Regions from separate parts of the Homo sapiens genome. Here region 2 is linked to region 1. A link is a contact called in ENCODE Hi-C or POLR2A ChIA-PET data. All regions are on one chromosome and are shown on one strand. Each heading gives the region's core, a stretch centred on a gene start or an enhancer-like site at or near the end of the contact. The rest is flanking DNA. Distances are from core to core; before and after follow the strand shown. Region 1 has its middle 32 kb from the start of NGF-AS1. Region 2 has its middle 120 kb from the start of NGF.

What was found. Hi-C counts contacts between places; a loop is a spot of excess contacts on that map. ChIA-PET counts read pairs that join two places held with the same protein, here RNA polymerase II (POLR2A).
Region 2: a map of cardiac septum shows a loop between it and region 1 (2.3-fold over the local background). The contact joins two enhancer-like sites. A Hi-C loop is called at or near these places in 3 of 168 maps with a recorded cell type or tissue (Right ventricle myocardium superior, cardiac septum and heart left ventricle). POLR2A ChIA-PET finds 5 or more read pairs at or near these places in 1 of 52 experiments (activated CD8-positive, alpha-beta T cell).

The regions. Positions count from the first base shown.
Region 1 is chr1:115,248,265-115,254,158 of GRCh38, forward strand. No RefSeq gene overlaps it. Among named protein-coding and RNA genes, the nearest start is that of NGF-AS1, 32 kb to the right of the region's middle. Within about 2 kb of position 3,712, at least 2 of the 41 ENCODE cell types and tissues checked have a DNase peak (open chromatin) inside an H3K27ac peak, as active enhancers do.
Region 2 is chr1:115,454,305-115,460,162 of GRCh38, forward strand. No RefSeq gene overlaps it. Among named protein-coding and RNA genes, the nearest start is that of NGF, 120 kb to the left of the region's middle. Within about 2 kb of position 2,567, at least 6 of the 41 ENCODE cell types and tissues checked have a DNase peak (open chromatin) inside an H3K27ac peak, as active enhancers do.

The DNA.
Region 1 (5,894 bases), core at 2,462-4,961:
GTGAAATGTGGATTAAAGCAAATGAATAGTAATGGATATTTTAATTCTATTACCCTTCATGTCCTTGAGGATAAAAACAATTTTTATATATGTATATCTACTGAAAGGCCTAGAGAAAGACTAGGCCAGTATCAATGAACATTGCTAGAACCTAGAATGTAATATTGAATTATCATTTCCTTCGAAAAGATACCAGGGCTTTTTGGAGAAATGACTGATTCAACATTTGGCAAAGGAATGTATTAGATTAGACTAGAATATTTTGTCATGCAAAATAGCAAAGAAAGTAACAAAGACTATTAAAATCATAACGAAAGGACTAAGGAACCAACTTGAAGAGACTCCTTTTGGCCAAAGAAGGGATAAAGAATCAATAAGAATAAGAAAATTGAAATATATTTACATTCTTGTGTTTATAATGATATTTTAAGAACTAATTGGGTGATGATAGAAAATCAATTTGTTATCTTAAAATTAGTAAGAGGAAATAATAAGCATTTATTCTGCCTTCCTAAATGAACTGAATTATTGAGTAACAAAGTAGCAAAATGAGGGAAGAATTTCTTTATAAAGTTCTCCCAGCTAACAAATAAAAACAAAATTATAAAATTAGAAATATCACCATAATCCAACTGCTAATTAATTATTGGATCTGGACAATAAGCAACAATATCACAAGAAGAGAGACAACCAGGCATTGTATGCCTCCTGATGAATAAACGTTACACCACCTGTAGTATTGTGAAAGAGATCAAGCCTAAATCTGATTGAGCCTCTAGATGCAGCTGCCATTTTTTAAAAAATCCAGGGAACAGAGGAATGTGTTGAACTCCACTATGGGCATGCCATAAGCAAAATCCAGACTGTAGGAAACTCTGGGAGTCAAAAGTCTTGGGTTTCAACAGCTAAATTAAAAGAAAAAAGAAAGAAATGGATGAAAAACTGTAGAGTAAAAGAAATGTTAAAGACCTAACTAACAATATTTTTTAAATGGACATGACAGAATGCTATAGTATCTAATGATGCATACTTAGGTGAGAGAAAAAGCCATTAAAAAACATTCTTATGTGATTACCGTAAAAATCAGGATATGGTTACTTTTGTAGGAATAGGGGGTTGAGATTGGGCCAAGACAAATGGAGGGCTCCTGGGTGGCTGGCAAAATTCTATTTTCTTTTTCTACCATAGTGATGGTTCAGGAATGTTGACTAAAATATTTCACTAGTCTATACATTTGTTTATGCCGTTTTATGTATATGTTTTTCATTTTATAGTAAAATGGCTAAACATTTTTAAAAAGTAATAACAATAAAATAGCAACTTTTGAAGTATGGTTAAAGCTGTACCCAGAGGAAAATTTATAGTCTCAAATGTTTACATTAGAAGAGAAGTTAGGTCATAATTAGTAAATTAAGTTAGAAAAAAACAAAACCAAGTCAAATAAAGTAGAATAAGGGAAATCAAGAAGATAGGAACAGAAATTAATGCATTAAAAAACTAAGATAAAAGATCAATGAAGCCCGAGTGGAGACACTGATAAAAATTATAAAATCAATTATAAGATTGATGAAGAAAAGAAGGAGGTATGTCATATATAGATCATAACATATCTATAGAAACAGGAAATATTTAAAAGACAAGAGGGTATAATGAAAAACTTTATACCAATAAAATTGGAAAACATAGGTGAAAGGGAAAAATTCCTGGACTCAACATTATAAAATGTTTTCAAACTTAATCCAAGAAAAATTAGAAAATATGAATGTTTGTATGAACATTTTAAGGAATTAAGTATTGAAAGAGCTTCCTAAAGAGAAAACACCATGCCCAGACTGTTTTCTAAGCAAGTCTTATAAGAATGCCTACTATCACACTTCTATTTAACATTCTTCTAGATGATATACCTAGCAAATAAAACAAGAATTATAAATGAAATTTATAAGATTTGAATAGGAAAAAAATGAAAAAAATAAAAATGTAGTTTATAGATATGGTTTTCAATACAAAAAACTAAAATAATCTGCAAATAAATAACTAAAATTTAGAGATTCATGTTTGTCAGATATCAATGTATAAATACAAATGTCTATATATAAATAGAAAAGTCTATGGTGTGTCTATATAATGGCAGTATTTTACATTTATATTGAGTTTGAGGGATTCCAATTAATAGCATCTATTTTCCCAGCCTGAGTTCTGAACCAGACAAAACATAGAGATACAGAAAAACTAAACAAATAACCCGATTAAAAATGGACAAAGGACTTGAATAGACTTTTTTTTAAAGAAAACATACAAATGGCCAACAGGTATATAAACTCAATATCACTAATTATCTGGGAAACCAAATGTAAGCCACAGTGAGATATCATGTCACACCTGTTAGGATGGCTATTGTTAAAAGTCAAAAGATAGTATGTGTTGGTGAGAATGTGGAAAAAAGTGAACCCTTGTATACCGTTAGTGAGAATGTAAATTGATACAGCCATTATGAGAACAGTAACATTCCTCGAAAAATTAAATATAGAACTACCTTATAATCCAGCAATCCCACTTCTGGGTATCTATCCAAAGGAAATAAATCAGTATCTTGAAGATATATCTGCCCTTTCATGTTCTTTGCAGCATTATTCACAACAGCCAACATATGGAAACAACCTAAGTGTCCATCAATAGATGACTGGATAAAGAAAATCACACACACACACACACACACACACACACACTTCAGCCTTGAAAAAAATATATTGTTGGCTGGGCGTGGTGGCTCACGCCTGTAATCCCAGCATTTTGGGAGGCCGAGGCGGGTGGATCACCCTCGGCCAAGAGGTCAAGAGATCAAGACCATCCTGGCCAACATGGTGAAACCCTGTCTCTACTAAAAATACAAAAATTAGCCAGGTGCGGTGGCACGTGCCTGTAGTCCCAGCTACTCAGGAGGCTGAGGCAGGAGAATCATTTGAACCTGGGAGGTGGAGGTTGCACTGAGCTGAGATCGTGCCACTGTACTCCAGCCTGAAGACAGAGCAAGACTCTGTCTCAAAAAAAAAAAAAAAAAAAAAAAGATATTGTACTGTTTGTAACAACATGGATGAAGCTTGAGGACATTATGCTAAGTGAAATAAGCCAGACACAGAAAGACAAATACTGCATGACCTCACTTAACATGTGGAAACTAAAAATAATTTGAGCTCATAGTGACAGAGAGTAGAATGGTGGTTACCAGGAGCTGTAGGGTGGGGGAAAAGAGGAGGTATTCATTAAAGGATACAAACCTTCAGTTATAAGTTAAATAAGTACTGGAGACCTAATGCAGGAAACGTGGTGAGTATAGTTACTAATAATGTGTCATGTACATGAAATTTGCTAAAAGAATACATCTTAAGTGTTCTTACCACTCACACATACACACACAGACACACACACAATGGTAACCACGTGATGTGATGGATATGTTAATTAGCTTGATTGTAGTAATCATTTGACAATGTATACATATACTAAAATGTCACATTTTATACCATAAATATATAGAATTTTTATTTATCAATCTTACCTAAATAAAACTGAAAAAAAAAGAACAGGTAGATAGAGGCTGAAATACTTTTATTACCAAAAACATTGATTTTGGAGAATGTCGCTAATATTTATGCAAAAGAGAGATTCATAATCCTGAATTCCAGAACCAGACAGCCTTATCCAGTGAGTCACCAGCAGCATATGAACACCAGATGCTGGTGTTTCTGCATCTCCTGTAAAGGAGGGGTTGTTTCTGTTAGGTTTTCTGCATGGCTTAGAGTAATCAAGACCACATATTCTCATAGACAGAGCAGCTCCTAAGAGGAAGGAAAGAGGAAATGCCTGGGCATGAAAGCCAAGTTTATCCCTTCAAATCATTAATCAGATTATGTTGCTTCTTCTCCCCCAGGGCCAGAGTGAGTGAGGGGCAGAGACAACCAGGATTGTTTCAGGGGTGAAGCTCCCTCCACGTGGAAGAGAATATTTGGAGTAGGGAAGGATTTCCTACCTCCTAGTCAAAAAAGAATTTGTAATATCACTCCCCCTCAAAAAGGCTGGCCCCTAGGAATAGATTTTAAAAAACATATGCAAGATTTTTATGGAGAGAGGTATAAAAATTTACTGAAAGATATTAAAGACAACCTAAATAAATACAGACATATCATGGTCACAGACAGGAAGACTGACCATTGTAAAAGTTATTAATTTTCCCCAAATCAATCCACAGGTTCAATATAATTCTAATAAAATTCTGAAGTAAGATTGTGAAGAATTTGACTATTTTTAAAGTTTATATGGATGATCAAAATGCAGTACACAATATACTCCCAGAGAAAAATGTTAGATAGGAAGACTTGCTCTACCAAATCAAGTCTTATTTCAAGCTATCATAATTAAAAGTGTGGTTTGAGTGCAGAGATAGGAAGAAAGCCCAATGGAACAGAATAGAGCCCAAAGACAGACGCATACATAACTGATGAAAGCCATTACAGGAAGAGCTGGCATTGACGATAAGCTGGGAAAAGACTAACCATTTAACAGATGACATTAAGACAACTGCTCGTCTATGTGGGGGAAAAACTGGATCCCTGCCACAGACACACATTCTAAATAAGTGTAAGGATTCCACTGAAAAAGGAAAACTACAAAATGTTTAATGAAAAATATAGAAAATAGCTTTTAATTTTGGGAGTGGGAAAGAATGCCTTAAACAATATTCATATGAGGAAATCCTTATAAAATTAGATTATAAATTTGACTGCATCATAATCAAAAACTTCTTTCTTTCAAAAGACACCATAAAGAAAAGAGATAAGCCCCAAATTGTTAGAAAATAGTTGCAACATATTAACTAATAAATAATTAATATCTATTATAGAACAAAACTCTGTGAATTAATAAGAAAAAGAAACATGGGCCAAACATATGAACAAGCCTTTCGCAGAGAAGAAATAGGACTGGTTAATAAATGTGAAAAGATGTTCAACTACATAAGTAATATCACAATTGGGTAGCACTTATATCTTCTATATTTTCAAAAACTAACAAATCTTACAATACTAAGTATTTGGAGAATGTGGAACAAAAAAAATATTCCTACACTGCTGGCTGGAGTATAAATTGCCTTAAGCATGTGGGAAAACCATTTGGCATTCCTTGGTATTGTTGAAGACGTGAATGTCCTGTGATATAGGAATTCTACACCAAAGTATCTTTCCTAGAGAACTTGCACAGGTGCCCCAGGAAACATGAACAAGACTATGATTGCAGCATTGTTTGCAACAGCAAAAATGGAAATAATGCCAGTCCATCAACACTAGAATGGGTAAATAAATCATAGTACACTTATGTAATGAAATATTACACAAAAGTAAAAATGAGTGAATGACAATTATACACACTAATAGAGGTGAACCTCATATTGATAAAAAATTATGAAAGAATACATGTAGTATGATTCAATTTATATAAATCTAAAAAGGCAAACAAACTTATTTTGGGGGATATATTAATTATGGTAAACATATAATGGAAAGCAAGAGCATAATTAACAGCAATTTCAGTTATTTCAGGGTCAGGGATAAGGGGAAAGGCTTACATGGACTTTCAAATACACTGATTGCTATGACCTAAATGTTGTTGTTCCCTCAAAATTCATATGTTGGAACTTAATTTCTAATGTGATAGTATTAATAGGTAAGGCTTTTAGGTGGTGATTAAGTGATAAAGGCAGAGCCCCATGAATAGGATTAATACCATTATGAAAGTGAGGGACACTGTTTGCCCTTTCTGCCATGTAAGGACACATAGAAGTCACCATCTATGAGGAACAGGTCCTTCCCAGACACCAGATCTGCTGGCACCTTGATCTTGAA
Region 2 (5,858 bases), core at 1,317-3,816, 200 kb after region 1:
GCCTGACTTGTGCCTCTCTCTCTGAGAATCTGAAGCTGTAGAGACCAAGCCAAGTTTTTATTATTGTCTTTTGTATCTCCCTTGCAGCCAGGTCAGTGCTAAACACATAGTAAGTCCCCGAGAAATGTTCCTTAAGAGTAATTTGTATTGACAATTTTGGAAACAATGGCTCACTCTCAACATAAGCAATTACATTCCTTGCTACTCTGTCCTTTAAATGGTTTCCTAAATATGAACTGAAAGAGCCCACCACCCAGGACTCTCTGTGTTTCTCATAACACACTTTGCAACATGCTTCTATATACATTTTTCTGAGAATAAATGAGTGGCACTCAAAAAGGCTTTTAGCTATGATTTGAGACATACATTATGATCAGGCACAAACTTTGTTATTCTGTTATTTTGAAATTAGAAAATTAAGTTGCAGACACACACACACACACACATACACACACACACACATTGATTTCAAAGGCCTTGTTTATTTCCTGAGTCTCACAAAGTAAAATAACCTGAAAAATCACCTATGGCAAATTCTTGCCAGACTTGGATCTCAGAAGTGCTGCCTTCCTCAAAAGTCCGTTAGAAAGTCTGTGGTGTGTAATTAAATCAAAGCCATTTGTTATTACTCTCTTCAAAGCTTTGAGCCTGGGTGTATCAGCCTCTACAGCCAAACCATTTCACCAGCCACTCGGCACTTGTTTACTCCAGCTGCCTCCAGGAGTTCCCTCTGGGCGGCCTCCCAAGCTGCTGCCAGGACTCCTCCCTCACCTCCATTCATCTAAACGTGTCCAGATGGCTCCGGCTTGGTCTGGGTTGCAGAGGCTCATAGAGAAAGCCTAGGACATTTCGGGGTACAGTTGTGAATTGCTCACTACGAAACCCAATTTGGGATCTTTAGAACTTGGCTGTATCTTTTTATTGACAGCCACAGGCAGTTAGTTGAAACACGTCCTGGGAGAGAAATGTTAAGCCGCTCTGGAAATGCTCAGTGTTTCAGCTGAGAGACTAACACTCGGCCACACAGGACTGTGAGCTCCACAGGGCTAAGAGCAACATCTGTCTTGTCACTGTTGTATCCCCAGCGTCTAGACATGGTGCCGAGACATAACAGGTACCCCACAAATGTTTGTAAAATGACTGAATAGTTGAAAAGGAAATTATATAAGAAGCTAGCAATGTCATCACTGCTACAGACGATGTTTACTAACCAGTTTAATTTCTTTTCCTCCACCAAACTGACTAACCAGATGGACTGGCTGTCTAGGTATTTGACACACAAACCTTGAGCTTTGTCGTTTGGGGCTGACATTTGTCCCATCTCTTCAGCACACACAGGAGAACCAATGTCAAATTCCTGAGTCACACTTTTAAGCATAGAATTTATTTTCTCTTGAGCACTATTCAGTAGAACTTTCTGTGATGACGACAATGTTCTATTTAAATAGCCTCATGTAAACTAGTGGCTGCCATGTTAGACAGCACAGATCTAGATATTCTAGATTAACTTGTCAAATTTCCCAAGAAGGAGGCTGGGAATAACTGATCTGTACCTTGCTAATCACAAACTTTCAGATCATCAGGCTGATTGAGAGGACTTCAGTTTCTCACTGTGCCAAGACCAGTGGGCTAAGGCAACAGTCCCAGAGTCACGTCCTGAGCACTTGTGACCGTGATATACATTTCCTTTGAGTTTTACTCATGCAGTTTGGGGAGGACGTGATGACAATGAGTCCTGCTCTGTACAGCCAATGGCATTTCTCAGGTCCACAGCCCCAGTATGTCACTTAGTCCCTGGCCAAGCAGGGATGAGGCTGGGAATAGGTGTAAGCCTGTGGCAGAGGGTCTCAACACCTAGAATCTACTTTTCTAACAAGCACTCCAGAGGATTCTGGTATAATCAGGCCCCAGACCATGCTGAGCAGCAGTGCCAGTGGATGGGTCACTACCGGGCGTCTCTGGCTGAACAGTAGTCCTCAGTAGGTCACCATTTCCTGGAAAACTGCTTATACCTCGCCAATCTCGACATGCACCTTCCCTACAGGGTCCTCCTTTCCTGCTCCTCTGGGCAGAATCCACAACAACCTTCAGAATGCTGCCCTATGCCACCTCCTCAGGGAAGCCTCTCCACCCACATCAGCATTTGTCACTCGGTCACAGCGTGTGAGTTGGCCATGGACACACGCAGGGCAGGGGGTGGACTAACTCATCTCGGCATACCCAGTGCCAAGCCCCAATGCTTGGCCCAGCACAGGCATTTATTACCCCATACCTCTTGTTCGAATTACTCCAAGTTCCATTTTTAAAGAGGAGTGAGTCCCTGTGACGACTCATCCCTCAGACATTAATGCCATACCAGGCACACAAAGCAAACGTGAGGATCAGATGGGAGAAATGCGAGCGGCTTAGACATGGGTGAAAGGCTTTAGGCTGCTCATGCTAGGGGTTTGTTCCAGTTGAAATCCAACTGCAGATCATAATCAAAAGCCCAGGGCAGGACAAGGGGGTGGGAAGGGCCACTGAGCGGACTGTCATTAACTCTGGACTGTGCCTACATGCCTCTTTCCCACAGTGAGCCAGGACACTGAGGAGCAGGGCTCAGAGCCAACCCTCCCGCCCCTCAACACACACACATTCAAACCAGGCCTCATTTCACTCATCTCTTGCCACGACTGGCTGGGGTTATTGTCTACTTAGAGCTACTTGCCCTGTTTTACTGTGGAAATTATAAATAACTTATTGAGTCTTGCATGGAATGTATCTTCCAAATTAGCCTTGTTAACCCTAAGAAGGAAGGGAAGAAATTCCACCAAGAGAGGGGAAGGGGAGGTGATGTAGGTAACCTAGATCGTTTATGTTCTTCACTGACTCTCCATATAGCTTAAGAGGGGGTTCACAGCCATTGTTATCAGAGAATGGATTTGGATTACAGGTGGGTGAAGGCACATTGGACTTAGCTCCGCTTTCTGGATTTCTGTTACAACAAGCTATTATTCATTTGCTTTTATATATTTAACAAGCATTTTCTGAGGCCCTGCCATATGCAAGACACTGTTTCAAGCACTCTGAGACACAGAGATGAGTGAACATGGCCTCCACCTTCCCTGAGGAACTCACCGTCAGTGGGGAGCGTAATTCATAGGCTCAAGAGAGGAGCTGGGCAGTGAGCCAAGAAGGGGGGAGAGCTGGGCAACTAGCAAATTCTTTAGTGTTTGTTATTTCTAAGTGATACCCTGTTTGTTCTCTAAAAGAAAGCAATTTAATATAAAATGTATTTAAGATAACACTGGTAAACATTATAACTCAAAGCCATGTTGAAGGAGGGGCTAACAACCTAAGCTAAAATGGTCCTGCTGGCTAAACAGCACTCAGCCTTGAGCATCATAGATGTCAAGGAAAAAGAAGGGCCTGGTGCAATGGCTTACATTTGTAATTCCAGCACTTCGGGAGGCTGAGGCAGAATTGCTTGAGCCCAGAAGTTCAAGACCAGCCTGGCAGCATAGCAAGGCCCTGAGACCCCCTCTCTACAAAAAATTTAAAAATTAGCCAGGCGTGGTTACACATGCCTGTAGTCCCAGTTACACAGAAGGCTGAGGCAGGAGGATCACTTGAACCCAAGAGGTCCAGGCTGGCAGTGAGCCATGGTTACACCACTGTACTGCAGCCTGGGCAACAGAGAAAGACCCTGTGTCAGAAAAAAAAAAAAAAAAAAGATTGGGAGAGGGGTATGAACAAAAAGAAACAGAAGAGAAGCACAGGATGGGCTTATGAATAGGTGTTCCAAAGTCACCTTTCTCAGCCCCCTGAGCTCATTGGTGCCTACCCTAGCTGCATCCCCTCCTTGCTCTCTGTCCCAGGCCAGAGATTGGACTCCTGGTCCTCCTGGTCCCTTATGAACAGAACCCTCCATCTGGGCAGAGGAAGTCCCCCTGTCCTGGCTGCTGGAAGTGCCAGGATGAGCAGCTATTGGGAGGTAAGGGATGGGTACACAGTGAGCCCCACCTCCAGCCCCCTGAAGCCCAGGGCACGTCCAGGACTACTGAACAATATAAAGGACCAGGTTTTGCCTCCAATCCATTCCTAATCAATAAAAATACAATAAAAATGAATCACTAGAAAACTAAAATTTTATAAATTTAACTAAGGGTATGGCCATATTGGTTGATGCTTGGATGTTTCAGCAATGTCAAATCTCTAAAACATTTTCTGGACTTCCTTTTAATTCCTGTATTTATCTCATGGCTGTCCAGAAACAAACATTTTATAGTGAGGCATGGCCACAGCCCATACTTTAAGTAGCACTGATCTGGACCAAAGGTGGGCAAACCAGTTAAACACCTCTTTTCCCAGGAAACTTACCAGCCAGCTGGACTGATCACTCTGGAAGATGAGGCCAACCACCCCCAGAAGCTATCCTGTCCAGAAAGGCTTAAATATCATCCTCCCTCACGGTCAGATCTCTGCTGGGGTAGTAAGGCACTAAAGCCCCACCCCACGTGCAAGATAATCAACAGTGGACTCAGCCATCCACCCTCCTGCTCCAATACTTTTCATATGTCACTTCACTTTATCCGCATAACAGCCCAGGGAGTTGGGCATGTGTTTCCCCCTCTAGACAGGTGGTAACCTGAGCTTCAGAAAGATAATAACTCAAGGCACACAGCCAGCGAGTGGCAAGCCTAATACTGGCCCCCAGGGCTCCTGAAACCAGGGCTTGTCTCCCGTGTTGCACGGTGATGCCTCTATGAGATGGCAGGGTTTCCATGGGAGTCAGCCCTGGTGGAGATCAAGCGGACCTTTGTGGCCCAGGGAATGCTAATTATACACTCCTAGGAGCCCCAATAGCTGGAGAGTTGGAATTGCTGCAGGAAGGAGTAGAACTTGGCAGTAAGGAAACCCCAGGAAATCCACCCTCCCCCAACACACACACAAAAAAACACAGCCCTACTTGAGAGCTGCAGACTACCCCTATCCTGCTTGGTCTAGGATGGAAATGTTCTTTTCCACAGGGACTGTGGGGCCCACCACCATGTTGTGAAGCCCCGTGGCGTTGCGCCCATGATAGAAACCAGGATTCCATGGGATGGAGGCAGAGCTGTGCTGCTTTGGCAAGAGACAGGCCACCATGGAAATGTGACAACCTGCTTAACCCTGTCTCTACCTGTGAACATCCCTCCAGGACCTCTCCACTTATCCATACCATGGTGAGCTCATGTGACAGCACAGGATGACAGAGGTGACACTGTTGATATTTAGAGAGAGCATTTCATCTCCAAGCAGCTGGGTGTGCCTCTCTGCACCTCTGAGTGAGGAATTACAAACTCAACCTTTATTCTATAAAGACAGCCATTCTCCTAGCCCCTGGAACATGCCTTTCTCTGACGATGGCTGTGGGTAGGAAGAGGCTGATGGTTCTGGGCCTGTCTGTGCATGAGCAGGTTTATGGGGATAAGGATAAAAGTGTGAGAATCCACATATGTGTTCATGGTCATGTGCCCCTGTGACCTTGCATGTGTTGTGGGCCCCTGTAACCACATTTCAGGGCTTGTCATCTTCCACTGCAACCCAGGGGCCCCAAGATCTAGCACTGCAGAGGCCCCACTGTGGAAGACAGTCAGGATGGAGCAGGACCGCCTGTCCCATGCTTCTTGCCCCAAGACTACTGCCTGGGAGACTCTGGGCTTTGCAGTTCTGGCCACATGCCTTGAGAAGGGACAGGAGTCTCTGCAGGGCAAAAGACGTTTTTCTGCCTCATGCCCCAGCCTGACTGTGAAGTAAGTAGGGGGAAGGCATGGAGCAAATTGGAGACTCTGATGGGGAATAGATATTACTTGCTTCAGGGACTCTCATCTCCCTTT